2 separate regions of the Homo sapiens genome follow, and region 2 is linked to region 1. A link is a loop called in an ENCODE intact Hi-C map of the cell type or tissue named here. Cell type or tissue: heart right ventricle. All regions are shown on one strand. Links, peaks and the distances in the headings refer to the core of each region. The heading gives the core; the rest is flanking DNA. Region 1 overlaps JPH2 (junctophilin 2). Region 2 holds the start of LOC124904910 (a long non-coding RNA gene).

Evidence for each region. Hi-C counts contacts between places; a loop is a spot of excess contacts. Peaks named below come from ENCODE experiments on the same cell type or tissue, not always from the same donor. Only the 100,000 strongest peaks of a DNase experiment are listed, where the experiment ranks them.
Region 2: a loop joins it to region 1, with 3 times the contacts of the local background. A loop is called at or near these places in 4 of 110 quality-filtered maps.

Annotation. Positions count from the first base shown.
Region 1 is chr20:44,115,545-44,131,372 of GRCh38, forward strand. JPH2 (junctophilin 2) reads right to left here. Exons shown (of 6, transcript NM_020433.5): 3 at 2,961-3,079; 4 at 121-842. Among named protein-coding and RNA genes, the nearest start is that of JPH2, 64 kb to the right of the region's middle. RefSeq lists an enhancer at 1,105-1,399. In heart right ventricle, for the core only: a CTCF peak has its summit at 1,286 (motif pointing right); a DNase peak (open chromatin) is centred at 1,297; H3K27ac peaks cover 1,930 bases; H3K27me3 peaks cover 534 bases.
Region 2 is chr20:44,287,685-44,303,841 of GRCh38, forward strand. It overlaps FITM2 (fat storage inducing transmembrane protein 2), which reads right to left. Exons shown (of 2, transcript NM_001080472.4): 2 at 15,156-16,157. LOC124904910 (a long non-coding RNA gene) reads right to left here and starts at 3,671. Exons shown (of 2, transcript XR_007067597.1): 1 at 2,834-3,671; 2 at 42-1,760. In heart right ventricle, for the core only: no CTCF peak of the experiment used is centred there; no DNase peak of the experiment used is centred there; H3K27ac peaks cover 1,436 bases.

The DNA of each region.
Region 1 (15,828 bases), core at 1-2,500:
TATCCTGCTTCGGTCTCTCGCACCCCAGCAACCCCCAAATCCCCTGCCCCTGAATCCTCCCTCAAGCCCTGCTACCTCTAGGGAACCCGACCTTAGGCACACCTTGCCCGACAGCCTCACCTCTTCCACCTCCACCTCCGCCTCTGCCGCCAGTGCGGCCTCCTTCCGCGCCTTCTTCTTGGCCCCCGCCTTGGTCAGCCCTCGAGCCTCAGTCTTGCGGGCCTTGGCCCTGGGCTCGGCTTTGGGGATGATGGGCTTGGGCTCCAGCTTGGCGGGGGTCTCGCGTGCAGGCTCGGGGCCTCGGAGCGTGGGGGCCTGCAGCGGGGCGGTGGCCGGGGACGAGGGCGCGGACTCGGACCCGGAGACCTCGGGCTCGGGCTGGTCCTCAAAGGGTGGGGGCTCGGGCGGCGTGGTGCGCACAGCATAGCTGTGGTAGCCCTGGTAAAGCGCCACCTCCGGCTCCCGCGACGGCGCAGGCGGTGCCTGCAGAGCCTCGATGGCCATGCGCTCGGTGGCTGGACGCGCGGGGCTGCGGCGGCCCGCGCCCTCGGACGGAGTGACTGACCGGCTGCCCTCACCGCTGGGCTCGCCGTTCCAGGCGCCTGGGCTCAGCAGGCCGTCCTTGGACACCCCGGGCCTGGGCCGCTTGGGCTGCGGGGGCGTCCCGGCCGGTGACGGGGAGCCACCCTCGGGCCGAGGGGTCTCACGCTCGTGCAGCTGCGGGCTCTCGCGGGGCGGCTGTGGGAGGCCCGCTGCGCCGGCGCCCCGGTCGGGGGGCTCCAGCAGGCTCTCCGAGTTCTCCAGGATCTCCTGCAGCAGCCGGCGCTTCTGATATTCCGGACCTGCCAGGGCAACACAGGGAGGCTGGGCTCGAACCCCGCACCACTGTTGGGTGATCCTGGGCCAGCCACTTCACCTCTCGAGCCTCATTCATGGGCTCAGTCGGCACTCACATAGCACTGACCAAGTGCCAGGCACTGTTCCAAGCACTTTCCAAATATTAACTCATCTAATCCCTGTAGTATCCCTATGAAGTTGATGCTACTGTGAACCTCAAAGGGAGGCTCTGAGAGGTTAAATCACTTGCCCAAAGACACACAGCTGTCGAAGGGCAGAGCCAGGACTAGCACCCAGCAGTCTGGCTCCAGAGGCGATGCCCTTTACTTTGGCACGCGTCTCTTTCCATTCCCTTATCTGAAACATGGGCCTGATCATACCTATTTTATAAATACGAATGGAAGGATTGAGAAAATGCATGTCAAAGGCGGAGCTCAGGGCCCCGCACCGGCATAGACCAGCAGGGGGAGCGCTGTGACCAGAAGTGAGGGATCCTCCCAGGCATAGGTTTTCGCTCCTAGGTTTTTCATCAGGCCTCCTTTGGCCTCCTTTCTGCAGCCAGGATCACGTTTAGAAAACACACATCTGATCATGTCATTAACTTAAAAACCCTTCATGGCTGGGCGCGGTGGCTCACGCCTGTAATCCCAGCACTTTGGGAGGCCGAGGCGCGCGGATCACAAGGTCAGGAGATCGAGACGATCCTGGCCAACATAGTGAAATGCTGTCTCTACTAAAAATACAAAAATTAGCTGGGCATGGTGGCGCGTGCCTGTAATCCCAGCTACTCAGGAGGCCGAGGCAGGAGAATTGCTTGAACCAGGGAGTCGGAAGTTGCAGTGAGCTGAGATCGCGCCACTGCACTCCAGCCTGGTGACAGAGCGAGACTCCGTCTCAAAAAAAACAAAAAAACAAAACCTTCATCGCAGAGAATCCCCATCTCTGTCCCTCAGGGGTTCCCACCACTCTATCCATGTGCCAGATCTCTACCAAGGCCGGGAGGTCCTCCTTACTCTGCAGCCTCGATTCTCAGGACCCACAGCCTACTTTGTGATGTGGCTTCCTGGCATGCTGCTCTGTCCGAGTTTCTGTGCCTTTGCACCTCCTCCACTCATCCCACCCAGCGCTATCTGGTACAGCAGCTCTCAAAGTGTGGTCTCAGACTAGCAGTATCCACATCGCCTGATCCTTAGAAATGCACATTCATTCATGGGCTCCACCTGAGACCTACTGAATCAGAAACTCTGGGGGTGGACCCAGCAATCTGTGTCAAATTTGAGACCCACTGACTTGATAGACTCTTGTTCAGCCTGCAAGATTCAGCTCAAATGGCCTCTCCTGAGGGCAGCCTTCTCTAACACTTCCTCTTGCCTAACTGCTTCCTGTGAGCTCCCTCCTCTCCCATTCTAACCGCACAGTGCTCATCCTGCTGTGTGAAATGGAACCATAATCATGAAACAACAGCCACAGTCACTGAGAGCTTACTGAGGACTGGGAATGTACCTTACATGCATTTAATCCATGCACAAAAAAGCAGGCACCATTCTTACTACCATTTTACAGATCAGGAAACTGAGGTTTACAGAGGTTAAACACCTCACTCAAAGTCTCACAGCTGGGAAGCAGCGGAATCAGGGTTTGAATGAATGCAGAGTCTGTTTATGGTACCCCTAGCTCTGTTGTTTTTGTGACTCTCTGCTCCCCTAGATTTTGGAACCCACTTATGTAACCCCAGAGCCTGGTACAGTGCCTGACACATGGACAGTGCTCAATGCTTGACTGAAACTGTTGGGCAAGTGCAAGAAGCCATTTTTCCCTCTCATCCACCAGTGACTTCTCTCCTCTAAGCTTCACCAGCTCCAACTGTCTTCCCTGCTCAGAGCAGAGAGAAAAGACCACTTGGAGTGACTCTGCTGCCCTCCCCTCGAGCTCAGCATGAAGGCAGAGATGTGTCTCCCCACCTACCCCTGCATCATCCCATCCCACATTTGCACCATGCCCCAGTTTCTGAGACTCACGGGCATCCAGGAAACCACTTGGGCATCTCAGATTCCAGTAAGCAAAGAAAAGCGCCCACCCTAGGGATAGCCCTACCCTGCCCATCCTTCCCTGGCTGGCCCTACCTGGCTGGTAGAAGTCCGGAGCCAGCTCCCTGGCCAAAGTGCGAGCAATGTTGGACTCCTGGTTGGCAGCCAGGGCGGCCTGTTCCGCTGCCTCAGCTTTGGCCTTGGCGTGGCTTGTCCTATGGAGACAATGTGGCAGAAGACTCAGGATCCTTCCAGAGAACCAGCCTTCTGCCCCTTCTCCCCAACCCACAAAGAGACATGCTAAACACAGCATTCTTTCACGCAGGCAGTCAATGAATATTTATTGAGCCTCATGGCCCAGACTGCTATGCATTCTCCAGATCATTTCTTCTTCTTTCTGAGCACTTAGATAGACTACCTTTCCCAACCTCCCTTGCAGTTAGGTGTGGTCAGGTGACTGAGTTCTGGCCAGTGCATTATGGGAAGACATCATGTATGCTATTTCCAGGCTTGGCCCATAAAAACTTCTGTGCCCTCTCTTTTTTCCCCAGCATTGCTGGTTGAATGCAGAGCAGGCTGAGTCCCCAGAATAGGGACTTAACTTCTGTGTCACAGATCCCTTTGGCAGTGTGGTGAAGCCTATGGATCCCTTCTCAGAATAATGTTTTTGAATGCATAATAATATACATAGGATTACAAAAGGATGCAGTTACTTGACATACTGTTTCCAAAATATTTAAAAGAACACATTTGTAAAATAATAATCTATATCTTTATAATCACATTAAACAAAATATCAGGTCTGTTAACTACTGTAATTTTAAAGTATAGATAAGCATAAAGGATATTTCAAGGATATCTAATTACAACATATAATATGACATGAAAATATATGAGATTTCTATTGGTGACAAAGTCACAGCTGCTACTACTACTATTATGGTTTATTGCCTATTTCCATAATTGAAGAGAAGGCTACATTTCAGTTGGAGTTAATAAAAATACAGATGTAGCTTTTCTCATTGTAGTGGGTACTTCTGGTGCCCTATGCAGATCCCTTCACTGGGCAAATGTGCCTACCCCCGGCTGATGTGAGTGTTGGCTGCTAATGGCTCCTTACTACCCCAGAGAATTGTAGCCCATAGAAGCCACCTTGTTCCAGAAGTTAAAATACTGCCCTGCCAGCCAGGCACGGTGGCTCACGCCTGTAATCCCAACACTTTGGGAGGCCAAGGCAGGCGGATCACGAGGTCAGGAGATGGAGACCATCCTGGCTAACATGGTGAAACCCCATCTCTACTAAAAAATACAAAAAATTAGCCGGGCATGGTGGCGGGCGCCTGTAGTCCCAGGTACTCGGGAGGCTAAGGCAGGAGAATGGCATGAACCCAGGAGGCGGAGCTTGCAGTGAGCCGAGATTGCGCCAGTGCATTCCAGCCTGGGCAACAGGGTGAGACTCCATCTCAAAAAAAAAAAAAAAAAAAAAATCCTGCCCTGCCTACCCCTAAACCTAGGCAGCCCATACCAATGACTGGTACTGGTCAGCCTCCTCTTGCCTCAAGAGGAAGGAACTCCAGCTGCAGCAGGTACAATCCATGCTCCAGAGCCCCCGGTGGACTGGCTGAAGCAGGTCTCCAGCTGAGACCACATCTCAGCTCATCTCCTTCCCTACGCCATCCTGCCTCTCATTCTTCTCTCTCCTGAAAGCCTCCCTCAGTAAATCACTTACACAAGAATCCCCACTTCAGGCTCTACTTCTAGGGAATCTAACCTACACCGTCCAAGTTCATGGACCCCTGAAATCTATCCACAGACCCTCCTGTGGACTCCAAGTTAAGAAATGTGAGCCCATAAATGATTGCATGGAGCAAAGCCCCTTCCCACAGCCCCACAGTTGCACGTGACAGGAGCAAATTTTAAATATTCATTGTCTTAAGTACCTGAGATTTGGGAGATGTCTGTTTCAGCTGTCAGCTTAGCTTAACTCACAGAAGTACCTACTAAAGTAATAACAGTCCAATTTCCTAATGGGCCAGGCATGGTTCTAAAGGAGTTATGAAGATTATCTCATATGCTCATTCTAATGCCTTAGGAAGCTGGTGCTGTTATTATTATCCCTATTTTACAGAAAAGAAAATTGAAGTGCAAACAGGTTAAGCAATTTGCCCAAGGTCACAGAGTCCTGAAGTGCAGGAACTGGGATTTTGAACCCAGGCAACGTAACTCTAGGGCAGTGGTGTCCAATCTTTTGGCTTCCATGGGCCAGAAGAAGAAGAATTGTCATGGACCACACAGAAAATACACTAACACTAACGATAGCTGATAAGCTTAAAAAAAACAAATCACAAAAAAAATCCCATAACATTTTAATAGAGTTTACGAATTCGTGTTGGGCCACATTCAAAGCTGTCCTGGGCTGCATGGGGCCCATGGGCAAGGGTTAGACAAGCTTGCTCTATACCAGTAGCTGAGCATGTGCCAGAGCCTGTGCCAGGAGCTGAGCATGGCCAGGAACTGAGGACAGAGACTCTGTGGACCAGAAAGGCTACTGTCAGATGAGGGAGCTGGCTAGTAAACAGACACAAAAACTATTTAATAAAATGCAATTAAATAAAAAGTACCTAATTATAATTGTGAAATATGCCGTGAAGGAGGAGTAGAGAATACAATGAAAATGCAGGACAGAAAGACTTAATGTTGATGGGTGGTGGAGGTGGGCTGGTCAGGAAAGGATTCCTTGAGGAAGTTGACATTTGAGTTGAGACTTGAAGAAACACATACGTTAGGCCCCTAAGAGGTGGGCGGGTCAATGAGCCAGGTAGACAGAAGGGCATGTGCAAAGACTCTGAGACTGAGGAAGAGCTTTGTGCCTTCGAGGAGCTGCAAAGCCAAGTCAGAGTGTCCACTCTCTACAGATGAGTTAATTCCCTGGGGAGCTGATGTGTGTGTGTCTTTATCTCAGTCTACAGCAGAGAACTGGGCGCACGGTAAGGGGGATAAATTCCCTTAAGCTTCTACTAGGCACCAGGGCTTTTATCCCTTACAAACCTCAAAACTGTGAGGTAGTGAGGTAGTGTTTACCGGTCCCTACTTCACAGGTGGGGAAACTGAGGTTCAGAAAGGTGTCTTGCTCAAGGAAACAAAATAGGAGTTAACATTTACAAAGCACTTAGTATATGCCAAGGGCTTTACAGAAATTAACTTAACCCCCCAATAACTCTACAGGGTAGATGTTATTCCTATCATCCCTCTCTACAGAGGAGACATCCAAGGCAAAGGAGTATTCTAAAGAACCCAAGCCAGCATGGTGGCTCGTGCTTGTAATCCCAGCACTTTGGGAGGCTGAGGCAGGAAGATCACTTGAGCTCAGGAGTTCAAGACCAGCCTAAGCAACATACCAAGACCTTGTCTCTACTAACAATTAAAAAAAAAAAATTAGCCAGGTGTGGTGGCGCACACCTGTAGTCCCAGCTACTCAGGAGGCTGAGGTCAGCGGGGGGATTGCTTGAGCCCAGGAGATCGAGGCTGCAGTGAGCTATTATCACACCATTGCACTCCAGCCTGGGCAACTGAGCAAGACTGCATCTCAGAAAGAAAAAAAGAATTCACCCAAGCTTACATAGCTAGTAAGTACCAGAGTAAGGATTCAAACCAAAGCATTCTGGGATCTAGAGTCTGTATCCTAACCACAGGCTCAATTTCCATTCAATAACAAGCAGCAGAGTAAGATTCTAAACCTGGAGCTGTCTGATGTCCAAGCCCCTGCCTCTCCACTATGCCATATTGCCATAGTAATGCTTACTGAATGAATACATGGCTGAAGGCACGCATGCAGGCGTGCACATATGTAGGGGCAAGGAGACAGCCTAGGGAAGAGTTAAGAGCACACAGTTTTAGAATTAACAGGCCTGGATTCCAATTTGGGCTCTGCCAAGGCCAGGGACAGAATGAGATGACCGAGGCACTCGCCTCAGGGGCAAAATTTATGGGGTTGCCAAAAAACTCAGTGATCAAGAGGAATCACATTTTAATGCAATATTTTAAAAGTCTAAATTAATGCAAAAATAAATCCTTGATGAACAACCTATGAAGAAAATTTTAAATAAAGCCTGGATTGGACCCTGCACTTGGATCCCTCACTTACTCACTCACCTCACCCCACTGGGAGTCTAGGACCTTGGGTGCATGCATGGCTTTACCTCTCTGTGCCTCAGTTTCTTCATCTGTAAAGTGGAGATAGTAATTCTCCCCTCCTGAAGTTGCCGTGAAAACTAAGTGAGAGGCAACGCGTGAAAGTGTTTGGTCTTGATGATGACGATGATGGGGTGTTGGTGGCGGTGGTGAAAGAGGAGGAGGAGAATGACATCTGTACATCAAAACTGAGTGTGCTACATGCATATCCCCAGGCTTATTTTTGCCTGCACGTGAGTATGTGTGAGACAAAGTTCTAAACTTTTTAGAGCCACTTCTCTGGGCACATGAAACCCCAGGAGGGAGGAGGAGGGAAAGGGCTGGGCAAGCCTTCAAACTGAGAAAATGCCCTTTTTTTGGTCATGTGAGCAGAAAGATGCCCACTTTCTGGTGCCTTTGGAAGCTGGGTTGAGGACTCCTCAGGCAGGAAAGGCAGCCTCTCCCCACAGCCCTGGAAGATTCTGGGGGACCCACTGTGCACAGCCAGAACAGGGGCGGCCACACAGCCCAGGGCAATGAGGGCTGCTGTGCTGGAAGCAAGCATACTCCCTGTCCATCTCCAACCACCCGGCCCGCTGCATCCTATCAGCCCTTCTCCCCTGTCCCATGCTCCCAATCTCTGATCCCAGCCTTCAGGCCAGGAATCCCGGTGTTCTTCAGCACCCTCCCTCCCCACCTCCTTCCACATCCACAGCCCATCAATCACCAACACTGGTCTCTCCGGCTCCCTTTATAACTCTTAGAACCCTCTGCCACTCCTCCTGCACCCCTTCCCATGGGTCTCCCCTGCCTGCAGGCTCACTCCTACAGCTGCTCCTACACACAGCGGCTCAGCGAGCTTGCTTAACCACACACCCGTGGCCTCACCCCTTGCTTCAAATCTTTGCAAGGCTTCCTACTGTGCTCAAAATAAAACCCTAGCTACTTAGTATGGCCTTCGAGGCTCTCCAGACCCTTGCCCAAGGCAGTCTGGATGGGGTATACCAGCAGCTCACGGGGTGAAGGGCAGGCGGAATGACTGTGGCTGGGAGGCTATTGCTTCTAGGCCAGTGCCTCTCCTAATGCAGTCCGTGACCCCCACCCAGTATCTTCATCACCCGGAAGCTCAGATATACAAATTCTCGGGCTCTGCCCAGACCGACTCATCGGAATTTGAAGGGAACGAGCCTAGGAATCTGTGTTTTATATTCCAGATTCTGACTTAAGTTTGAGAAGCACGTGTTCGGCGGAGAGAAAAGCCAGCTCCATCTTGAAGTTGTTCCCAGACTGCTCAACCCCCTAGGAGCCTTGGATGTTTTCCTTTTAGCACCAGGGTCCCTCCCTGAATCAAGGCCCTGCTGGGGAAATGCAGGAAGCATTCCTGCTCTGCTGACCACTCACCATCTCTGGATCCATGCCTCTGGGTGAGGGTCTGGAGGATGGCTCTGACCCTGCTTGGGGGAAGGGAGCAGTCACTGGGGCCGGGGGAGGAACAGGGAGACTCTTCTTGATTTCGTTCGGATTAACTTTCGTCAGCAGGGTTAAAAATAAGGCTGGTGTTTCTGGGATAGGAGCAGGGCTCTCACCCAATAGAGCAACTTCTAAAAGCACCTGCCCCCACCCTGGCCTCCTTTCCCCATCTCTCCTCCCAGGCCCATAACTGCTTGGTTGTTTCCCAGTTGTCTCCACTAGGCATTGGTGGCTTTATGGGGCCAAAGGGGGACCCTCACCGGACTTGCCCTGACTCTAGGCCTTTGCTTAGGCTGTTCCCCGACCTGGAAGGCTCTCTCCCCTCCTGCCGCGATCCTGGCCTTAAAGAGTCAGTTTAAGACCCACCTGTATGTATTGGTTCATTCATTTAATACAACTTTATGGAGTGCCTACTATGTGCTAGGCACTTTTCTGGGCACTGAAGACATAGAGGCAAACTGAACATCCAAAAATCCCTTGTATGGTCAGGCACAGTGGCTCACACCTGTAATCCCAGCACTTTGGAAGGCTGAGGCAGGAGGATCACTTGAGGCCAGGAGTTTGAGACCAGCCTGGGCAACACAGCAAGATCCCAACTCTATCTTAAAAAAAAAAGTAAAAAAGAAAGAAAGGAAACAAAAATCCCTTGCAGAGGTTACATTCCAGGGCACGGGTCAGCAGATGACAGTGGTAGGCTAAACCCAGCCTGCTGCCAGCTTTTGTACCACCCATGAATGGTTTTTATATATTTGAATGGTTAGAAAAAAAAAAAAGTAAGGCCAGGCATGGTGGCTCACGCATGTAATCCCAGCACTATGGGATGCTGAGGCGGGTGGATCACTTGAGACTAGGAGATCAAGACCAGCCTGGCCAACATGCCGAAACCCTGTCTCTACCAAAAAATACAAAAATCAGCTGGGCACGGTGGTGCGCACCTGTAGTCCCAGCTACTTAGAAGGCTGAGGCAGAGAATCACTTGAATCTGGGAGGCAGAGGTTGCAGTGAGCCAAGATTGCACCACTGTACTCCAACTCCAGCCTGGGTGACAGAGTGAGACTCTGGCTCAAAAAAAAAAAAAAAAAAGTAACATTTTGTGACACATGAAAATTATATGAAATCCAGATATCTGTGTCCCTGTAAACAAAATTTTGTTGAAACACAACTATGCTCATTCATATTGTCTAGAGTAGTTGTCATAGAGACCATATGACCTACAAACACCACAATATTTACCATCTAGTCCTTTACAAAAGTCTGCCGACCCCTGTACTAATGTATTCACTCAATGAATGTCTCCTCTACTATTATTATGAATAATATTAATCTTGGTTATTTGTTGAGCACTGTGTGACCAGCCTTACGCCATGGCCTCCTGTGTAAACACATATGGCCTCAGAGAGCTGGAGGCACGTTCTCAAGGTCACACACTAGAAAGTGAACCTGCCCAAGCTCTTACCCATGACACCAAGCTGCTGCCTTCCTGGTACCACTTCTGAGCCAGGTCCGTCATGTGCTGGGGCCAAGGATGGAAATGAATAGGACCCAGCAGCCGCCTGGGGAGCTCGCAGCCCAATGCAGCCCTGCCAGGTCAATCAGGCAACATTTCTGGAAGTCCATGGATGAGCAGGGGCTCAGAGCAAAGTCTATAAACCACATGGTGGAGTGGCAAAGAGGCGGTAACTCTGGCCAGATTGCCCGGGTGCAGACCCTGGCTCTGCTCCTCATCACCTTAAGCCCAGTCTCCTCATCTGTAAAATGGGAATAATAAGGGCACGCGTCTCCAAGGAATGATGTGAGGAGTAAATTAGTTACAGTCACGTGGCTCAGAACACAGGAAGTGCTACCTAAGGGCTTGTTACATAAAATGAGAAGTGCAGTTTTAGCCTGGGCAACACAGTGAGACCCCGTCTCTACAAAAAATAAAAATAAAAACATTAGCCAGGCATGGTGGCTAATGGACCCCGCTACTTGGAAGGCTGAGGTGGGAGGATTGCTTGAGCCCAGGAGGTCAAGGCTGCAGTGAGCTATGATTATGCCACTGCACTTCAGCCTGAGTGACAAAGCAAGACCCTATATCAGAAGAAAAAGAGAGAGGGAGGGAGGGAGGGAGGGAGGGAGGGAGGAAGGAAGGAAGGAAGGAAGGGAGGAAGGAAGGAAGAAGGGGGGGAGGGGGCACAGTGTTTTGAAGGGGACTGAAACAGAAATCCTGAATGTCCTAAATGCCACTGAATTGTTCACTTTAGTATAATAATAATTTTAAAAATCCTTCAGCCCAGGAATCCCATGGTAGGTTTGGATGATGGGGGCAGATAATCAGGGTCCCTGGCTCAGGCCACTGCCAGCCTCTCTGGAGGATGCTCAGGTGATTACAGGGAAAATGCTGCCCAGCGTCTTCCTGAGGTGGGGATGCTTCCGATGTCACTGCCCTACCCTCTCCCAAAATAGCCCCTCATCCCCAGCTCTGGCTGGTCATGACCATCTACCCCAGAACAACCATGGTCAGGCTAATCTAGAGGAAGGACCACAGCTGGGTGTCCAGTCACTGGCCCAGAGAACTCCCTAGGAGAAAGCCCCCTCCGCCCCCAAGGATGCAGGTGCAGTCAGGGAGCCCTGACCCATGGGACCTTCCTCTCCCCACCCAGGACTCCATTCATTCTCATTCGGCAAATGTGTGCTGAGCCCCTGCTATGTGGAGCCCAGAACTGGGTGCTAGAGACATGGACAGTGGTCAATGAGGCAGGCAGTGCCCTCCTGGGAAGCCCCTCACAAGACAGGTTAAGGGCACAAACTCAAGCCCAATTTGTAGCACCATCATCTAGATATCTGACCTTTGCTCTCTGGCCTCAGTTTCTTCAACTCTGAAATGGGGGATAATCTCACAAAATTACTGGGAGTCTGAAATGAGATAGCACAAATGTGCTTAGCATGAACTGAGCACGTAACAAATATTAGCTATCATTATTGTTTCTGTTACTATTATAACAATGCTGACCAGCATTCACTTCCAAAATTCTATCATTTGCCAACATATGGATGTGTCATCTAAACATCATTTCAGGGTTCACCCACATTGTAGCATGCATCAGTACTTCATTCCTTTTTATTGCTAACTAATATTCCATTGTGTGGATAAACCATATTTTGTTTACCTGTTCAATAGTTGATGGACATTAGGGTGCTTTCCACTTTTTGGTTACTATGAATAATGCTGCTATGGACATCTGTGTACAGGTTTTTGGGTGGACATGTTTTTATTCCTCTTGAGTATATACCTAGGAGCAGAATTGCTGGGTCCTGTGGTAACTCTATGTTTAACTTTTTGAGGATCTGCCAAACTGGTCTTGAGATGGCTGTACCATATTATCATATTATGTTCCATTGGTAATACACGAGAGTTCCAGTTTCTCCACATCCTCCCTAATACTTGATATCATCCTTCTTTTTTTTTTTTTTTGGAAACGGAGTCTCGCTCTGTCGCCCAGGCTGGAGTGCAGTGGCGCAATCTCAGCTCACTGCAACCTCTGCCTCCCGGGTACAAGTGATTCTCCTGCCTCAGCCTCCCGAGTACCTGGGATTACAGGCACCCGACACCATGCCTGGCTGATTTTTTTTTGTATTTTTTAGTAGAGACGGGGTTTCATCATGTTAGCCAGGATGGTCTCATCTCCTGACCTCGTGATCCACCCGCCTCAGCCTCCCAAAGTGCTGGGATTACAGGCGTGAGCCACCGCGCCCGGCCCATCCTTCGTTTTGATTGTTGCCATACTAGAGGTTTGGGAAGTGCCATGTCATTGTGGTTTTGATTTGCATTTCCCTGATGGCTAATGGATGTTGAGCATCTATGTGCTTCACGGCTGCTTGTATATCTTCTTAGGATAAATGTCTATCCAGATCCGTTGCCAGATTTTAATTGGATTTTTTTCCTTCTTATTATTGAGTTGTAAAATTTCTTTATATATTCTTATGCAAGTCACTTATCATATATATGATTTACAAATAGTTTTCCCATTCTCTGGGCTGTCTTTTCACTTTCTTCCTTTGAAGTACAAAAGTTATTTTATTTTAATGGAGTCCAATTTAGCTATCTTTTGTCACTTGTGCTTTTGTCATAGCTAAGAAGGTTTTGCCTAATCCAAGGTCAAAAAAATTTACTCATATTTTCATCTAAGAATTTTATGGTTTTAGTTCTTCTACTTACTTCTACAAACACTGTTTCTAATAAGAAAAAATGGGAAATAACCTAAGGGCTCATCCCACCCTCTGAGGTAGGTACTACCACCACTTTACAGATGAGGAAACTGAGGCACAGGGAGGTTAGATCATTTGCTCATTCTCGTTATAATCAAAGTAATAATGAAGGCAGACATGGCCCCTGCTCTTGAAGGTTGTAGAGTCTGCTAAGAGAGACAAGACCAAGTAAAAAGTCTTGAGTGCAGAACAAGCCTATGGGGCAGGAGAAAGCCCATGGGGTGGGTGACATGTTCATAATTTGTATTTTATTATTTTTATATTATAAATATTAATATAAGACATATTGTATGCACTATAAAAATAAAATGGCTTCCTCAAAGAAAATTTTGGAAAATGAGCATTTTTAAAAATAAAAAATTGCTATTAATATTTTCGTCTTTTTCTTTTTAACATTTTTTTTTTAAAGATACAGAGTCTCGCTCTGTTGCCCAGGCTTGGGTGCAGTGGTGCAATCATAGCTCACTGCAACCTTGAACTCCTGGGCTCAAGTTATCCTCCCACTTCAGCCTCCCAAATAACTCAGATTACAGGGGCATGTCACAGTACCCGGTTAACATGGTAGTGTATTCCAAGTTGGTTAGGAACACAGCTGCATGACTGTTGGTGACTTACTGAAATTCTCTGTGCTTTGATTTTTCCATCTGTAAAACGAGGTTATGAAGAGCCCCTATCTCATAAGCTTGTGGGGATTAGAGAGAGAACTGACCAGCAGAAAGCACTGGGAACAGGGCCTGGCACACAGCAAGCTCGATGCAGATTTGTTCTAGTTGAGGTGAGGAGTAAGGGTGGTGTTGGGGATTCTGAGGTTGGGGGCTGTGATAGCCCTCAGGCCCTATGTAGAACCTCTCCATCTTGGAAGCTCCACTGAAATCCCCCAGCCTCCAGCTGGAGTGAAGCCTCCTCTAGTGAGGGAGTGGGTGTGTGAGCTCTCAGCCTAGAAGACCGGGCAAAGTAATAAGTGTTGCTGCTTAGCGGCCGGGCGCGGCGGCTCACACCTATAATCCCAGCACTTTGGGAGGCAGAGGCAGGTGGATCACTTGAGGTCAGGAGTTCAAGACCAGCCTGGCCAACATGGTGAAACTTCGTCTCTACTAAAAATACAAAAATTTGCTGGGCGCAGTGGTGCGCATCTGTAATCCTAGCTACTAGAGAGGCTGAGACAGGAGAATTGCTTGAATCCAGGAGGCAAAGGTTGCAGTGAGCCGAGATTGCGCCACTGCACTCTGGCCTGGGCAACAGAGCCAGGCTGTCTCAAAAAAAAAAAAAAAAACAAAAAAAACAAAACCATTGCTGCTTCCTGAGAGCTAACTATGCGCCAGACACTCAGCCAAAGGCATCAATGAATAATGGCCCCAAAGATATTTGGTCCTAGTGTCTGGAACCCGTGGATGTTACCTTCTATGGCAAAGAGGGCTTTGCAGGTGTGATTAAATAAAGGATCTTGAGATAGATCATCCTGGATTAGACAGGAAGGCCCTAAATGTAACCACAGGTGTCCTTATAAGAGGGAGATTTGATAACAGAAGAGGAGAAGCCAATGTGATGATGGGAGCAGAGATGGGAGTGATGTGTTTTGAAGACAGAGGAAGGTGCCATAAGCTCAGGAATGCAGAGGGCCAGCAGGGGTTGAAAAGACAAGCACAAAGATCCTCCCCTTTGAGCCTCCAGAAGGAAATCTGACTTTAGACTTCCGACCTCCAGAACTGTAAAAGAATATATCTGTATTGTTTTAAGCCACCGAGTTTGTAGTAATTTGTTACTGCAGCAACAAAACAAAACAAAACAAAACAACCTGTGTGATCTCATGTCATCCTCAAGATGATGCACTTTACAGCGGAAGAAACGCAGGCTCAGAAAATCATTTGCCCATGGCTCATAGCTAGTAAGTCCAGAGTTGGCTTGAGCCCAAACCCAGGACTCCCTGGCACAAAAGCCTTTGCTGACCCCTGCATCTGCTGCACCGCTTCAGCTCCTGCCCACTTTCTACAGGGCCCAGCAGCTGTGGTTGCCTCAGCCCAGTCTTGTCCCCCAGGGATATCAAGAGGCCCCCGAGTTTTATATTCCTGATATTCCTGCTGCCTGTCTGAGAGGGCCTGGGGCTGGGTTACCAGCATGTTCCCCACATCCTTCACATCTGCAAGAAAGTCTGGTTCTCTGGGGCCTGGCATCACCTGGCTGACTGTGCAGGACGGAGATCTGGCTGCACTTTGGCAACCAATGAAATGACAGGGAGGGAACCTCGGGCCTTGCTCCTCCTCCACCAACCAACAGAGTAGTGGACCCTGCAGTTCAACCTGGATCTAGCTGCTGGCAAAGAGGCTTTCACTGCATGAGCTGACAGAGCACTCCAAAACCACACGGGGAAACTTCCTTTTCAAAAAATCTATGCCTGATTTTAAAATTTTACAAACTATAAAAACCATTACATTAAAGCAACAGTGCGCTGACGTCACTTTGCTAATGCAATAGCTATTTTAGCTTTTGAGCCTTCCTTGTCTGTCCAGGTGCACACCTATTATTTTTTCGTTTTTTGGGGGGCCTCCATTTATAACACAGTGTACACACCTATTTTTTATCAGGGCTGTGAACACAATAAAGATTCCATTTTTGAGGCATGGTGGTTAATAGCATGGAATCTGAAGTCATGCTATGTGGGTGTGAATCCCTGACTTACTAGCTTTCACCTAGACAAGTCAATTAGTCCCTCTGTGCATTGGTTTTCTCTTCTTCAAAGTAAGAGATGTCAGGCAGATTTCTCATATGGCTCCTGTATTCCCATCCTAGCGTAATCCCTTCCCCCTGAGTGTGGGCTGGACCTAGAGACATGCATCTAAAGAACAGAATATGCAAAAGTCATGGGATGTCACTTCCATGATTCGTTTAGACTGTGACTTCTCTCTTGCCACCAGAGTCTCTTGCTGGCTTTGCTGAAGCAAGCTGCCATGTTGGAGAGGAATTGAGCCCCTCAGTCTAATAGGCTGCAAGAAACTGGATCCTACCAATACCACGTGTTTGAGAAATGGATATTTCCCTGGTGGAGCTTTCAGATGAGACCACAGCCCTGGCCAATACC
Region 2 (16,157 bases), core at 6,243-8,742, 180 kb after region 1:
AATATGAGTGTTCTGTCCCACCGGACTCAGACAAGTTGGTAGCCAGTGCATGGTGAGCCTGTTTCACCACTTTATTAGTCTGTTTTCATACTGCTGATAAAGACATAGCCAAGACTGGGCAATTTACAAAGGAAAGAGATTTAATTGGACTAACAGTTCCACGTGGCTGGAGAAACCTCATAATCATGGTGGAAGGCAAGGAGGAGCAAGTCATGTCTTACATGGATGGCAGCAGGCAAAGAGAGAGCTTGTGCAGGGAGACTCCAGCTTTTCAAAGCCATCAAATCTTGTAAGACTTACTATCACAAGAACAGCATGGGAAGGAACTGCCTCCATGATTCAATTAGCTCCCACTGGGTCCCTCCCACAACACGTGGGAATTCAAAATGAGATTATGGTGGGGACACAGCCAAACCATGTCTCCACTTAAAGTTAGGTCTCTGCTCACTGGACCCAAAGTTTTTCTGACTATACAGAGCAAGTAAGACTTAAACTGCTCAAATGTTTGATTTCTAGGGACAATATGATGAATTCACCTCCAGTAAAAGTCCCTGTGGGTCAAAATATTCCAGTGGTTGCTATGGCTCTGCTGCTATGATGGAGTTTGCACCCAACTCATCTCTGGCAGTAAGTGCTGCCACTTAGACTCTGCCACTCCTCATCAAAACCAGGAAGCCCATTTCAGTGGTGGCACTTCCCACTGTCACACCTAGGCTATAGAGGAAAGTACTCCAGGGCTTTTGAATGGTACTAGTGCTTTCTCTGCCAGTGCTTGCTCAGTGACTTAGTGAAAGGAGTGTCCTCTGGGCCCCCCTGGTGGACTTAAATGATAGGGTTATTTAAGGTGATAGGGTCAGGGTCAAGTCATACATAACAACTGGCTGTGGTGGGGCACCTGTAATCCTAGCTACTTGGGAGGCTGAGATGCGAGGACCAATCGAGCCCAGGAGTTTCAGATCAGCCTGCGCAACATAGTGAGACCCTGTCTCAAAACAAATTAAAATTAAAATTAAAAAAGAAAGATGTCACCCCATGATATTTTAAAAAACCGTACATAGTAAATCCATCCCAACATTTCTATTTCCTTAAAACTTCGAATTCCTCCCTTAATAGTATCTTAGGGAAATTCTAGCATCTCAACTTCAATGAATGTAGACCACCACTAAGTCCAGGTTTCAGTCAGTCAATCCAGGAAACCATTAGAGTCACTCGCAAATGCTGAGATAACATATTAAATCTAGACTCTCCAGAAAATGCATGAATATCCATAAATTTAACCCAGCCTAATATGGTTTGTTCTTCTTGGTCTGGCATCTTTATGTTCCATTGCCACACATACTCCCCCAGGTCTCTGTCAACATACATCAACAAAACATTTTTATTCTTTGGTATCATAGACTCTCTTTGGGTCAGACTTTGAACTTGCTCTCCTGGGGTGTGTAAGGGTCTGGAAGCAGTGAAGGGTGCTGGAGTTGGCCTTGAGGTGAGGCACCCCCTTGCAGGAAACTGTCTTGGATGAGGTCATTACGAGTCTTCCAGCAAGAGAATGATCTTCTCAGAAGAGGAGGAGGGCTGCTTCCACTGTTAAAGAGGACCTGGGTTGATTTGGAGGTTCAAGGTTGGCAGATTCATCTGATTTTACCCACAGGGGTCCAAACTGTATGTGAATAATGGAATGGAGCCCATGAGCCTGCCATTGCTACTGAATGACTGGGGGCACTGCTGTCGCTACTGAAGCTCATGTTACTTCACTGCTGCTGCTGAAAAAAAAAAAAACAGAAACCCCCACTCCTGCTGATTGCTAAAATGCTTTTCATGTTGTTAGAGCCCAGGATCATCTATAGTCACCTTCAGTCACCCACTGCCACTGTCAGAGCCCATTTCTAGAATCAGAGAAAAAATTAAAAATGTCCTCGTTTCCTCCACCTCCCAATCTCCACCAGTGTCTTCCACTAGCAGAGCCCAGAGGAAAGCAGGATGAGAAATGCACAATGCAGGCTTCCCATCCTGGGGATACAGAGGAGCACGTGGAGGGGAAGGGTGGAGGTCAGAGTCAACGGGCATCGCCCAGGACACTAACCCTGCTGAACTTCAGGTCCCTCGCCTCAAATACAAAGTTAAAAATTCACCCCCTACTTACCTCTGCAGATTATGTTGAGGAACTAAGATAATGATTGTGAGATTACTTTATAAATTAATCAAGTGCTGTACATTTGCAATAGAATGTTATTATTCCAGTTATTATTACAGTTGCATGGGTTATTTATATTGTTGTTGTAATAGGTACTGGGACTGCCACCCTTGCTCCCCCAGTGGCTGGGAGGATTGGCTGTTAATGGCTCACAGCTGAGTCCCTCTTGGGGCACTGCCTCAGCTGAAGGGAGCTGTCTCATTCAAGGTTACTCCAGTTCCCTAAGGGTAGCTTACATCCAGCGACTGGTAGGTACAGAGATAGAAAGGTCTGACCCTCCTTACTTCAATTTAGGACATCTCTGAAGGGCCATCCGAGACCCACAACTCTCCACAGGATCAGCTAAGGTTCTGGAACAACTGCATCATAGTTCAACTTCTCTCTCTGCCCTTCCCTGCTTGTCTCACTCCCTTGCAGGTGATGTTTCCAAGAGCACTTCCCAATAAACCTTCTAAATGTAAATCTCATCTCAGAGTCTGTTTCTGAGGAAACCATGCTAAAGCAATTATCGTGGTGCTTTCAAGTACCATCACAAACATCTGACCCTTAAGACCACCCTAAGATGCAGAAAGGGCACAGAGTGTTACACATACTCCTTGTTCAGATGAAGAAGTTGAGGCTCAGTGAGATTAAGTAGCTCACCCAAGGTTGCACACAAAGTCAAGGTGGAGTCAGATCTGAGCACAGCTCTCTTGACTCTCTGACAGGTGTTTTGACCATTTCACTTCCAGGGAGAAAGCACAGATGCCTGTTTGGGGGGTCCCAAGGATTAGAGCTGGGAGGATGCTTCCAGTCAGCCTCTTCTGTCTGCTGGAGCAGAAGCAGATTAGTGTTGCCCTGGGCTCGGGATCCCTAGCAGGAGGACAAGGAGGAGAATCCATTTACAAACACTCCGGAAGCACCTACCCTGGGCCAGAGTCATTAAATAGGACCCAGTCCCCACCCCCAGGGAGCCTCCAGCTTTGGGGCTGAAGAAGAGAGCAATATTGCTTGAAGGTAAGGGGAACTCTGGAAGCAGGATGGAAAGCAATTTTGGCCAGAACAATAAGTGAAAGACTGATCAGCAGGAAGAGTCTGCTGAGATTTGGGGATGACTGCCCACAGCAAAGACAGAGAAACTCCCATCTCGGTTTGGAGACAGGGAGGGTCTTCAGTTGTTAGAAGAGCTGGCAACTCTTCCTAGAATCTGTGGAAAGACTGTTGCCCAAATGAGCTGTCTCCAATAAATGGCCAACACACAGTAGCTTTTCTAAGGATATCTGCATGAAGAGAATGAGGAACCCCAGCTTGGAGAAGTGGGAATAAAGGAGATGGAATACAGGGGCTGGGAAGTGCAGAATCATTAGGGTGAACGCTGAGCTGTTTTAACAAGAGGGAAGAAACACCTGGAGCTTAAGAGCGTAAAAGTTCAGGTATGGTGGCTCACACCTGTAATCCTAGCACTTTGGGAGGCCGAGATAGGCAGATCATGAGGTCAGGAGTTGAGACCAGCCAACATGGTGAAACCCTGTCTCTACTAAAAATACAACAATTAGCCGGGCATGGTGGGAGTCACCTGTAATCCCAGCTACTCGGGAGGCTGAGGCAGAAGAACTGCTTGAACCTGGGAGGCGGAGGTTGCAGTGAGCTGAGATGGCGCCACTGTACTCCAGCTTGGGCAACAGAGCAAGACTCCATCTCAAAAAAAAAAAAGAGAGTAAAAGTTCAGTTATCTTGGGGAGGCTGAGGCAGGAGGATCGCTTAAGCCCAGGAGTTCAAATCCAGCCTGGAAAACAAAGTGAAACCCCATCACTAAAATCTTTAAAAGGGGTAGGGGAAGTTCAGTTATCTCCCATTAACAAGTTCAGTGGTGCAGACTGGCCGGTGTCTGTTTGCTGACTGTTACTCCACCTTCCAGTGCATTGTCTTCATCTGCATGGTCAAAACTCGATCATGAGAAGCCGGGTTTTATGTGATAGGACAGGAAAGAGACGATGGAGGAACATATGCCCAATAGTTTAAGGCCTAGACTTGAAAGAGCAACATATCACTTCCGCTCACATTCCAATGGTAAGAATGGAGGGCCTCACCCAGCTGCAAAGGAGGCTGGGAAATGTAGTATCTGGCTGGGTAGTCTATTGCTAAGGAAGAAGAGAACAGATTTTCCTGGACAGCTAGCAGCCTCTGGCATAAGGAATAACTGTGAATGAGAAGAAGATCAGGTAGACTGCTGGAGAAAATGGCAGACTCTGGCTGGGCGCGGTGGCTCACACCTGTAATCCCAGCACGTTGGGAGGCCAAGATGGGTGGATCACCTGAGGTCAGGAGTTTGAGACCAACCTGGCCAACATAGTAAAACCCTGTCTCTACTAAAAATACAAGTTAGCCAGGCATGGTGGTGCCCGCCTGTAATCCCAGCTACTAGGGGGAGGCTGAAGCAGGAGAATTGCTTGAACTGGGAGGCGGAGGTTGCAGTGAGCCGAGATTGCGCCACTGCACTCCAGCCTGGGCAACAAGAGGGAGACTTTGTCTTGAAAGAAAGAAAGAGAGAGAGGGAGGGAGGAAGGAAGGAAGGAAGGAAGGAGAAAGAGAGAAACAGAGAGAGAGAAGGGAGGGAGGGAGGGAGGAAGGAAAGAAGAAAGGAAGGAGGGAAGGGGAGAGAGAGAGAAAAGAGGAGAGGAGAGGAGAGGAGGAGAAAGAAAGAAAATGGCAGACTCGGTATGGGCTGGAAGACATTGGAAACCCCTCACCCACCTGTTCTACATATGGGACACCAAGGCCCTGCATGGGGTGATGTCTGGTTTGGTCAGGATCCCACTGTAAGAGGACTAGAGCCCTAGGAGTCCTTTCCCTGGTCCCATTATTTTTATTTTTATTTTTAGAGACAGAGTCTCACTCTGTTGTTGCCCAGGCTGGAGTGCAGTGGTGAGATCATAGCTCACTGCAGCCTCAAACTCCTGGGCTCAAGTGATCCTCCCATCTCAGCCTCCTGAGTTGCTGGAACTACAGGCGTGCACCACCATGCCTGGCTCCTGGTCCCATTCTGTCTCTCAGAACATCATGGAGAAAATCCAGAGTGGGAGACAGGAAGTGTCAATACATAGGCATTTACCCAGAAATCTGTCAGCTGCCCAGCCTTCTATGAGTTGCCATCAGGTGCTTCAGAAATGAAGACGACGGTGGCTATCAGAGTTCAGTAGTCTGATGGACAACACTGCCAGGACTGTGGTAGTAGGTGTCCCCAAAGTTTAGACTGTTAAGAAAGGTCTCTCCATCATTACAGGATTCCTGCTGGGGAGGACAGTAAGGGCTTCTAAAGGGCATATTTTCTTTAGCTCATTGGTTCCTCACTGCCAAAGTCACAGACTCAATTGCCTAGATCACATCAGCTTATCTCCAAAGACCTGTTTGGTTCCTTTCTAGCAACCTACATTACCTAAAGGCCTTAGTTTTCTCATCTCTGAAATGGAGCTGATAATAATAGCTTCCATTCATTGACTACTAACTATGCACTCTGAAATTTACATAAATTATTTCTAACCCTGAGAAGTGCAGTTTTTATGTTTCATGGATGAGAAAACTGAGGCTCAGAGAGTTCAAGTACTGAAGGTAAAGGCAGTAGATTAGACTATTCGTCTTCCCCAATTGGATTGTACATTCCTGGCCTTTGACATGAAACTTTGCAGGACCTCCCACTGTCGGTAGAGTTTATTCCCTGCCCCATTGATGCGCCCACAGAAGGTTAGAGGAAGGATGTGTCAGGAGCAGAGGCCTTATTTTATTTATTTATGTATGTATGTATTGAGATGGAGTTTTGCTCTTGTTGCCCAGGCTGGAATGCGGTGGCACGATCTTGGCTCACTGCAGCCTCTGTCTCTTGGGTTCAAGTGACTCTCCTACCTCAGCCTCCCCAGTAGCTGGGATTACAGGCACACACCACCATGACTAGCTAATTTTTTGTATTTTTAGTAGAGACGGGGTTTCACCAATGTTGACCAGGCTGGTTTCAAACTCCTGGCCTCAGGTGCTCTGCCCACCTTGGCCTCCCAAAGTGCTGGGATTACAGGCATGAGCCAGCGCGCCCAGCCAAGCAGAGGCTTTAAATGTGCTGTATGGTTTGGCCAAGGTTTGGGTGCCTCAGTGGTCTTGATGAGAAGAGCATGCCCCCATACAGTTGCTGCCCTTTAAGCCTGGACACCAGAATGAAACAAGTGGAACAGCAGAGCCCAGCTGTGGCCTGGAGCCAAGTGTAGCCAATGGGCAGCCTGATGCGGAACTCACCAGCTGAGGCCAGCCCATACCAGCAGAGCTGCAGTTGATCTGTGAGCATTTGTAAGCCTGTGAGTTTGGAGGTGGCTTGTTGTAAAGCATTATTGTAACCACCCAATGGGTTCACCTTACCCACTACCTAGACACACCCAATGTATCAAGACAGAAGAATTGCAATGAAGAGAGGGTAATTCACCTAGAGCCAGCTGTGCAGGAGACCGGAGTTTTATTATTACTCAAATCGGTCTCTCCAAGTATTCAGGGATCAGAGTTTTTAAAAATAATTTGGGTTGCTGGGTGCAGTGGCTCACATCTATAATCCTAGCGCTTTGGGAGGCCGAGGCGGGTGGATCACCTTGAGGTCAGGAGTTCGAGACCAGCCTGGCCAACATGGTGAAACCCCATCTCTACTAAAAATACAAAAATTAGCCGGGTGTGGTGGCACGTGCCTGTAGTCCCAGCTACATGGGAGGCTGAGAGAGGAGAGTCGCTTGAACCCAGGAGGCGGAGGTTGCAGTGAGCTGAGGTCACACTGTTGCACTCCAGCCTGAGTGACAGAGTGAGATTCCATCTCAAAAAAATAAAGTAAAAAATAAATAAGAAAAATAAAAATAATTTGGCAGGCAGGGGCTTGGGAAGTGGGGAGTGCTGATGGGTCAGGTTGGAGATGGAATCATAGGGGGTTGAAGTAAGGTTTTCTTGCTGTCTTCTGTTCCTGGGTTGAATGGCAGAACTGGTTGAGCCCAGTTACCGGTCTGGTTAGTGTCAGCTGATCCATGGAGTGCAGGATTTGCAAAATATCTCAAGCACTGATCTTAGGTTTTACAGCAGTGTTGTTATCCCCAGGAGCAATTTGGGGGTGTTCAGATTCTTGGAGCCAGGGACTGCATGACCCCTGAAGTGTAATTTCTAATCTTGTAGCTAATTTGTTAGTCCTGCAAAGGCAGACTGGCCCTCAGGCAAGAAGAGGGTCTTTTTGGGAAACGGCTATTATCAATTTTGTTTCCGAGTCAAACCATGAACTGAGTTCCTTTCCAAAGTTAGTTTGGCCTACACCCAGGAATGAACAAGGACAGCTTAAAGGTTAGATGCAAGATGGAGTCGGTTAGGTCTGATTTCTTTCACTGTCATAATTTCCTACTATAATTTTGCAAAGGCGGTTTCATTATTACAGCAATCTCTAATACAATGGCAGAGCTGGGATATGAAGCATCAGATGTGTTAGGAGCCAAAGCCTTTGCTATTTTCTCTATGGTGTAGGTTGTTGGTAACTACAGGTGAGAAAATACAGTAAAAATGTCAGACCCTAAATAAAAAAATGAGGAACAAATGCTTGTTATTAATGTTATTCATGGTTGCTTTATTATTATATTGATGATACTAAGTCATTTCAGGGTTGTTGGGGGATATTTAGGAACTATAGTGCCCAGGCTTCTGAGAGAGACATCCTTAGGCAAAAATATAATATTACGTAGCCCCCATAGGTGCCTGACATTTTAAAACTTATATTTTCCAACCCGTGACTTCATTAAGGCAATTAAAGATGGCCAGGCACGGTGGCTCACGCCTGTAATCGCAGCACTTTGGGAGGCCGAGGCGGGCAGATCACCTGAGGTCGGGAGTTTGAGATCAGCCCGACCAAAATGGAGAAACCCTGTCTGTACTAAAAATACAAAATTACTCGGGCGTAGTGGTGCATGCCTATAATCCCAGCTACTCAGGAGGCTGAGGCAGGAGAACTGCTTGAACCCAGGAGGCAGAGGTTGTGGTGAGCCAAGATCGCGCCGTTGCACTCTAGCCTGGGCAACAAGAGCAAAACTCCGTCTCAAAAAAATAAATAAATAAAATAAAAAAGACAATTAAAGACTAGTGTGGCAGAAAGTATTATCCTCACTTCGTAGTTGAGTAACCAGCTCAGAAAAACGAAGTGATTTGCCCAAGATCATACAGCTGAGGAGCTGATTGGCAGATCTGGAACGCGGTCTGCTTGGCTCCAGGTCGAGTGCTTCTAATAACTCCAGAAGAGAGTCCACTTATGTCCCCATCCATTCACCCCATACCACTCCCATCAGCACGGCGGGGGGTGTGCCTGGCAGATGGAGCATGATCAGGAAATGCAGGCAGAAGGCAGGAAGGGCTGAGAGGAGTGGAGGGTGGAAAATTAACTACAGCAGCTTGTTAGGGCAGGGCCCCAATAACTTTTTCTTTTTCTTTTTTTTTTTTGAGATGGAGTCTCACTCTGTAGCCCAGGCTACAGTGCAGTGGTGCCATCTCTGGTCACTGCAACCTCTGTCTCCCGGGTTCAAGCGATTCTCCTGCCTCAGCCTCCTGAGTAGCTGGGATTACAGGCAGGTACCACTGTGCCTGGCTAATTTTTGTATTTTTAGTAGAGATGGGGTTTCACCATGTTGGCCAGGCTGGTCTTGAACTCCTGCCCTCAAGTGATCCGCCCACCTCAACCTCCCAAAATGCTGGGATTACAGGTGTGAGCCACTGCACCCGACCCCCAATAACTTTAGAAATTAACAGGCTAACCAGAGGTGGCTCCCAGGCTCCCACCCACCTACCTCCTAGGCACTCCCACACCCCAGATGCACATGCCCTGGGCAGCCACACCCTGACAGAGAAGACATGGCAAGTGGCAGGGCTCAGTGAGAAGGCCCCCAGCCTGGTCCCCAAAACTAAGCAGCCCAGGAACTAGTGCCAGGCAGCCCTTAGCTCACCTTTGGGCAGATAGCACCTCAAATAAGATGGGGACCTACTTAACCTTAGCCAAAAGGACACCACAGACACAATGTGCCCTTTCTTTTTACAGCTCTCCTAAAAAACAGTTCTTATTCTCCCTCATCCCCTAGTGAACCCTGAAACCAGACTGCAGAGGCTGGAGCACGGGGACCCGGCCTTCCACATTCACTAACTGCACTTTTTTCTTTTTTTGAGACAGGGTCTCGCTCTGTCACCCAGGCTGGAGTGCAATGGTGCAGTCTTGGCTCCCTGCAGTCTCCCGAGTAACTGGGACCACAGGCGCATACCACCATGTCCGGCTAATTTTTTTTTTTTATTTTTAGTAGAGACAGGGTTTTGCCATGTTGCCCAGGTTGGTCTCAAACTCCTGAGCTCAAGCGATCCGCCCTCCTTGACCTCCCAAAGTGCTGGGATTACAGGCATGAGCCACTGAGCCTACCCTGATGGTATATTTTGACTACCCATGAGTCAATAAAAATTTAAAAGTCACATGCATGGGTTTTTTCCCCCTGATTTTAAAGTAAGTTATGGTTCTGCTGGCACATCAGAGATTTACTGTGCACTTGAAAGACATTTATATAGTACCTCCCACGTGCTAGTTCCTGTTCTTTTTATTTTATTTTATTTATTTATTTTTTGAGACCGAGTCTCACCGTGTTGCCCAGGCTGGAGTGCACTGGTGTAATCTTGGCTCACTGTAACCTCTGCCTCCTGGGTTCAAGTGATTCTCCTGCCTCAGCCTGCTGAGTAGCTGGGACTAAAGGCACCCACCACCACGCCCGGCTATTTTTTTTTTTTTTTTTTTTGTATTTTTAGTAAAAATGGGGTTTCTCCATGTTGGCCAGGCTGGTCTCAAACTCCTGACCTCAAATGATCCGCCCACCTCAGCCTCCAAAAGTGCTGGGATTACAGGCATGAGCCACCATGCCCGGCCTCACTAGTTCCTGTTCTGAGTACAAGTGTTAATTCATTTAGTTCTCACAACCCTTTAAGGTAAGTTCTTATACCCATTTTACAGATGAGGAAACTGTGGCCCAGAGAGGTCAAGGAACTTGTTAAGGAACAGCCAGAGTGTGACAGAGTAAGGATTTAAACTAACGCAGTCCATGATAATCTCTCCATTCCTTTGCTTTTCTAAATGCTTTATATAAACCATCTCTGCCTGAGCTGGTGACAGTGTCAGGGTAGATTCGGAAAACACCCTGCTTTTGACCCTCAGCACACTTTGGGGACTCTCCTTTCACTGTCTATGCCCAGCTAGACTGTAGACCTGCTGAGGGCAGGTCTGTGTCTCTCTGAGTTAATGGTGCATCCCCTGTGCCTAGTACTGAGCCTGGTATACCTGGTGCTCCTCAGCTGTTGGGGCAGTGAATGCTGAGTAAGTTGAGGCACTATTAACCCCACCACATGCTTCAGAAACTGATGCTCAGAGACATTGACTTGGTCAAGAACACACGGCTGTGAGTTATAGCCAACATGAGCCTGTGGCTTTCTACCTCCAGGTTCTACACTAGACATATACCACTTATTCTTTTTATTCCTCCTCGCCTTCTTTGTGGTGGTGAGATCACTTATTCTTTGCAGTGACTGCATTTATCACTAAAATGGAGTTGCTATAACCGATGGGCATTTAGGTTCTTGATAATCTTTCACTCTTACAGACAGCTGTAATGAAACCTTCGTCCTTAGCTTTGCTCACTTCTTGAAGCATTTCTAAAGCCCAAATCCCTAGATTGAAATCACTGGGTCTACACATTTTAAGTGTTTTTTGTTTTGTTTCGTTTTGTTTTTGAGAGGGAGTCTCACTCTATTTCTCAGGCTGGAGTGCAGCGGCACGATCTCGGCTCACTGCCACCTCTGCCTCCTGGGTTCAAGTGATTCTCCTGCCTCAGCCTCCCAAGTAGTTGGGATTACAGGCGCACGGCACCACGCCCGGCTAATTTTTGTATTTTTAGTAGAGACAGGGCTTCACCATATTGGCCAGGCTGGTCTCAAACTCCTGATCTCAGGTGATCTGCCCACCTCGGCCTCCCACAGTGCTGGGATTACAGGCATGAGCCACCGCGCCTGGCCTACTACTAGTGAGAGGTGACAGCGTGCTGGCAGTCCTCACAGCCCTTGCTCGCTCTCGGCGCCTCCTCTGCCTGGGCTCCCACTTTGGCGGCACTTGAGGAGCCCTTCAGCCCACCGCTGCACTGTGGGAGCCCCTTTCTGGGCTGGCTAAGGCGGGAGCCGGCTCCCTCAGCTTGCAGGGAGGTGTGGACCGAGAGGAGCGAGCGGGAACCTGGGCTGCGCGCGGCGCTTGCGGGCTAGCTGGAGTTCCGGGAGGGCGTGGGCTTGGCGGGCCCCGCACTCGGAACAGCCGGCCGGCCCTGCCGGACCCGGGCAATAAGAGGCTTAGCACCCAGGCCAGCGGCTGCGGAGGGTGTACTGGGTCCCCCAGCAGTGCCAGCCCACCGGCGCTGCGCTCGATTTCTCACCGGGCCTTAGCTGCCTTCCCGCGGAGCAGGGCTCGGGACCTGCAGCCCTGCCATGCCTGAGCCTCCCACCTCCTCCATGGGCTCCTGTGCGGCCCGAGCCTCCCCGATGAGCGCCGCCCCCTACTCCACGGCGCCCAGTCCCATCGACCACCCAAGGGCTGAGGAGTGCGGGCGCATGGCGTGGGACTGGCAGGCAGCTCCACCTGCAGCCCCGGTGCGGGATCCACTGGGTAAAGCCACCTGGGCTCCTGAGTCTGGTGGGGACGTGGAGAACCTTTATGTCTAGCTCAGGGATTGTAAATACACCAATCGGCACTCTGTATCTAGCTCAAGGTGTGTAAACACACCAATCAGCACCCTGTGTCTAGCTCAGGGTTTGTGAACGCACCAATCGACACTCTGTATCTAGCTACTCTGGTGGGGCCTTGGAGAACCTTTGTGTTGATACTCTGTATCTAACTAATCTGGTGGGGACGTGGAGAACCTTTGGGTCTAGCTCAGGGATTGTAAACGCACCAATCGGCGTCCTGTCAAAACAGACCACTAGGCTCTACCCATCAGCAGGATGTGGGTGGGGCCAGATAAGAGAATAAAAGCAGGCTGCCCGATCCAGCAGTGGCAACCCGCTTGGGTCCCTTTCCACACTGCGGAAGCTTTGTTCTTTCACTCTGCAATAAATCTTGCTGCTACTCACTCTTTGGGTCCACACTGCTTTTATGAGCTGTAACACTCACCCCGAAAGTCTGCAGCTTCACTCCTGAAGCCAGCGAGACCACAAGCCCACCAGGAGGAACGAACAACTCCAGACAAGCCGCCTTAAGAGCTGTAACAGTCACCGCGAAGGTCTGCAGCTTCACTCCTGAGCCAGAGACATCACGAACCCACCAGAAGGAAGAAACTCCGAACATATCTGAACATCAGAAGGAACAAACTCCAGACGCACCACCTTAAGAGCTGTAACACTCACCGCGAGGGTCCGCGGCTTCATTCTTTAAGTCAGTGAGACCAAGAACCCACCAATTACGGACACGCTAGGTTGCTATCTAAACAGGTGCGACCAGCTTACCTCCCTTCTCCTAAGGTATGAGAATCCCTGTTTTCTGTACTGTGTGTGTTCAACTTTAAAACTCCCCAGAGACTGTATTCGAGGTTTCTGGGACAGTTTCTAAAGGTGTTTAAACTGTAAAGGATTTCTCCTAACAGAACCTACCTTCTTGACAGCTCTCAAAAATGTTTTTATTTTTGAGACTTTTTAAAAGAGCTGGCCAGGCACAGTAGCGCACTGCTGTAATCCCAGCACTTTGGGAGGCCAAGGTGGGTGGATCACCTGAGGTCAGGGGTTCGAGACCAGCCTGGCCAACATGGTGAAATCCCGTCTCTACTAAAAATACAAAAATTAGCTAGGCATGGTGGCGCACGCCTGTAATCCCAGCTACGTGGGAGGCTGAGGCATGAGCACTGCTTGAAGCCAGAAGGTGGAGGTTGCAGTGACCCGACACTAGCAACTGCACTCTAGCTTGGGTAAGACAAGACTATGTCTCAAATAAATAAATAAATATTACAAATAAATAAGACCTCTGCAGTTTATTCCTCTGGGAATTAGGTCCAGCTCCCCATGTCCATTAAACCTATGTGAACATGCGCAACCAGGCCTGAACTACATTTGTGTGTTGATGTAGAGAAAAAGGAGGCAGGGCTGCAACAAAGTCCACCCAGAGGTCTGCTTCCCCCATCATTCACCAAGAAACCAGCTGCCACAACAGCTCTGAGTGGGAGTTTCTTTTCATGTTGTTTCCAAAAATAAAAGCCATAGTCAGCTTGGGAAGAACTTTTCATCAAGCAGAACAGAGAAACAGTAGAAAAGATTCAAAGAGTTGGTGAGATTATCCAGTCCAACCCCATCGTTTATTACAGGAGGAAATTGAAACCCAGAGATGTTGAGTGACTAGTTCAAGGTCACACAAAAGAGTGGAAAAACCAGCAGCAGAACCCACCTCAAAGCCAGGTGCTCTAACTTCCAGCTGAGCATCTTAGTCCATTTTGTGCTGCTATAACACAAGACCACAGACTGGGTAACTTATAAAGAACAGTGACTTCTTACAGTTCTAGAGGCTGGGAAGTCCAAGATCAAAGGGCTGGCATCTGGCTAGGGCCTTCTTGCTACATCATCCTATAGTGGAAGGCAAAAGGGCCAAAGATTTTGGGGGCTAGGGGACAAACTCATCCTTTATAAAGATGCTCCTCTCATGGTAACAAACCCACTCCCCAAATACTGGCATTAACCCATTCATGAGGCCAGAGGCCTCATAACCTGATTACCTCTTAATGGTCCCACCTCAATGCTGTTGCATTGGGGATTAAGTTTCCAAGACATGAACTTTGGAAAATATATTCAAACCACAGCACTGAGTGCTCTTTATGTTACAGCAGGGAGTATCTATGATCTCCACTCACAGTCCTTTAAGGCTAACTTCCTTCCAATCTCAGTTGCTTTTAAAAATGACAGGAAAGTGAGGCTTCTTGAAAATGGATGTCCGCATAAAAATCATGGTAACATATCTATGAGCCTTTGTGTGTGCTGTCCCCACTGCCTTGGATTCCCTTCTCTGCCTAACTGCTTGAACTCCTCCTCATCCATCAAAACCCAAAGAATTGCTGCCTTCTTTGAAAATATTCCCTGACTCTCCAGGGCCTCTGGTTGTTCCCTGCTTTATGTTCTTGGCCCTGACCTTGCCCCAGCACTCAGAACCCTTTATGGCAGGATTGGTTCTTCTCCATGAGAGTGAAAACTCTTCCAAGGCAGAGATGGACCAAATTCATCTTTGCAACACCAGCACACAGCTTAAGCTACAAAAGGATGGACTTTGAACCACAATCTCCACGCGGAGGGGAGTTTATCATTCCACCCCAGCTCCCAGCTCACAGTGTGAGCCCAAGAAGGGTTTGTTGCTGCCAAAGGAATCTGAACAGGGAAGTTCTGCAACAGGAGGGGATTCTGATCCTGGAGCCACGGAGCTTTCAACAGACACTTCCTGGACGTGCCAAGCAGGTCAGGCTGACAAACGAGTGGGCACTAAAAGGCACAAGAAGCTCTCACATGTGTACAGGCCTCCAGGACTACAAAGCACTTGCAAAGGTGACCTCATCTGAGTAAACTTTGAAAGTGCTCTTCAGTGTTGCTTCTGTGAGGCCTACTTCACTTTTTACCAAGAGAACTGCTCCCAAGTCTGGCTGATCCTGACCTCAGGACTGTAAGACATGAAGGTGGCACACAGGGAAGGAGTAAGTCAAGCTAATAAATACATGTCTGAACATGCATTTATATTACAAGACATACGGGGAAAAACAGGAGCAACTCTAGCCATAAAATAACCCGTATATGACAAGTTAAATTGAGAAAGAATTACCTACTTTCACGAAGTGCGCTGAGGTTTATTGGGCTCTGCGCTTCCTTAAGAGTATTAGAAAAGAACACACAAAATGCTGAAATATGGGATTTCATTATCTCAGTTTACTTTAATTTGCTTGTTTACACACACGATCTGTGTGTACATAACAGTGGCAAGAGCCATTCTCTAAATACAATCTGGTACCCAGACTATGACAGATGCACGTGGAAAATGAGGCGTCAGTGAATTAATCTCAACATAGAAAGGCAAAATAAGCATGGCAGTATTCTATGATCACAGATGCCCCCAGAGCCTGGGGGTAACCGACACTTTTCAACATAATACAGGACAATTTTAACAAAAGACCCAGACTCCAAATGGCACCCAAAATATATTCGTTTCTCTGCCTTCTCTAGAGGAGTCAGAAAGTTCTAAAGGCTTACTCAAGAAAAAGGAGGCAGGGAGACTATGGCCTGCTAAGCACAGATGCTGAGCACTTTACATGCACCATTTCTCTTCATCTCCACCTGACAGACGATGAAAACGAGGTTTGCCATGATCACACAGCTATCAGGAGTGGTGCCAAGATATGAACCCACATCTCATGTTTGCTTGAGCCCAAATCCTTTCACTTATGTCAGGCTGTTTCACATAGGAATAGAAAGCATGCTCCCAAGGAAGAGGCAAGGGGGCTAAGCATGGACAAGTGGCGGAAGCCTCATCGATACAGAAGGCTCTGCAATTGACACTTTCCACATACAGTTAATTTAGTGCTGAGCCCGCATCAGACCCACGTGGGATAAATATCTGGAGATTTAAGTGTCACAAATGAACTTCTGGGGTCACCCTGTGCCTATTCCCTTTTGGTGCTGAACATGACACTTTGGAGAGCCTTTTTTTTTTTTGAGACAGAGTCTCACTCTGTCGCTCAGGCTGGAGTGCAGTGGCGTGATCCTAGCTCACTGCAACCTCTGCCTCCTGGGTTCAAGCGATTCTCCTGCCCCAGCCTCCCGAGTAGCTGGGATTACAGGCGTGTACCACCACACCTGGCTAATTTTTGTATTTTTAGTCGAGACGGGGTTTTATCATGTTGGCTAGGCTGGC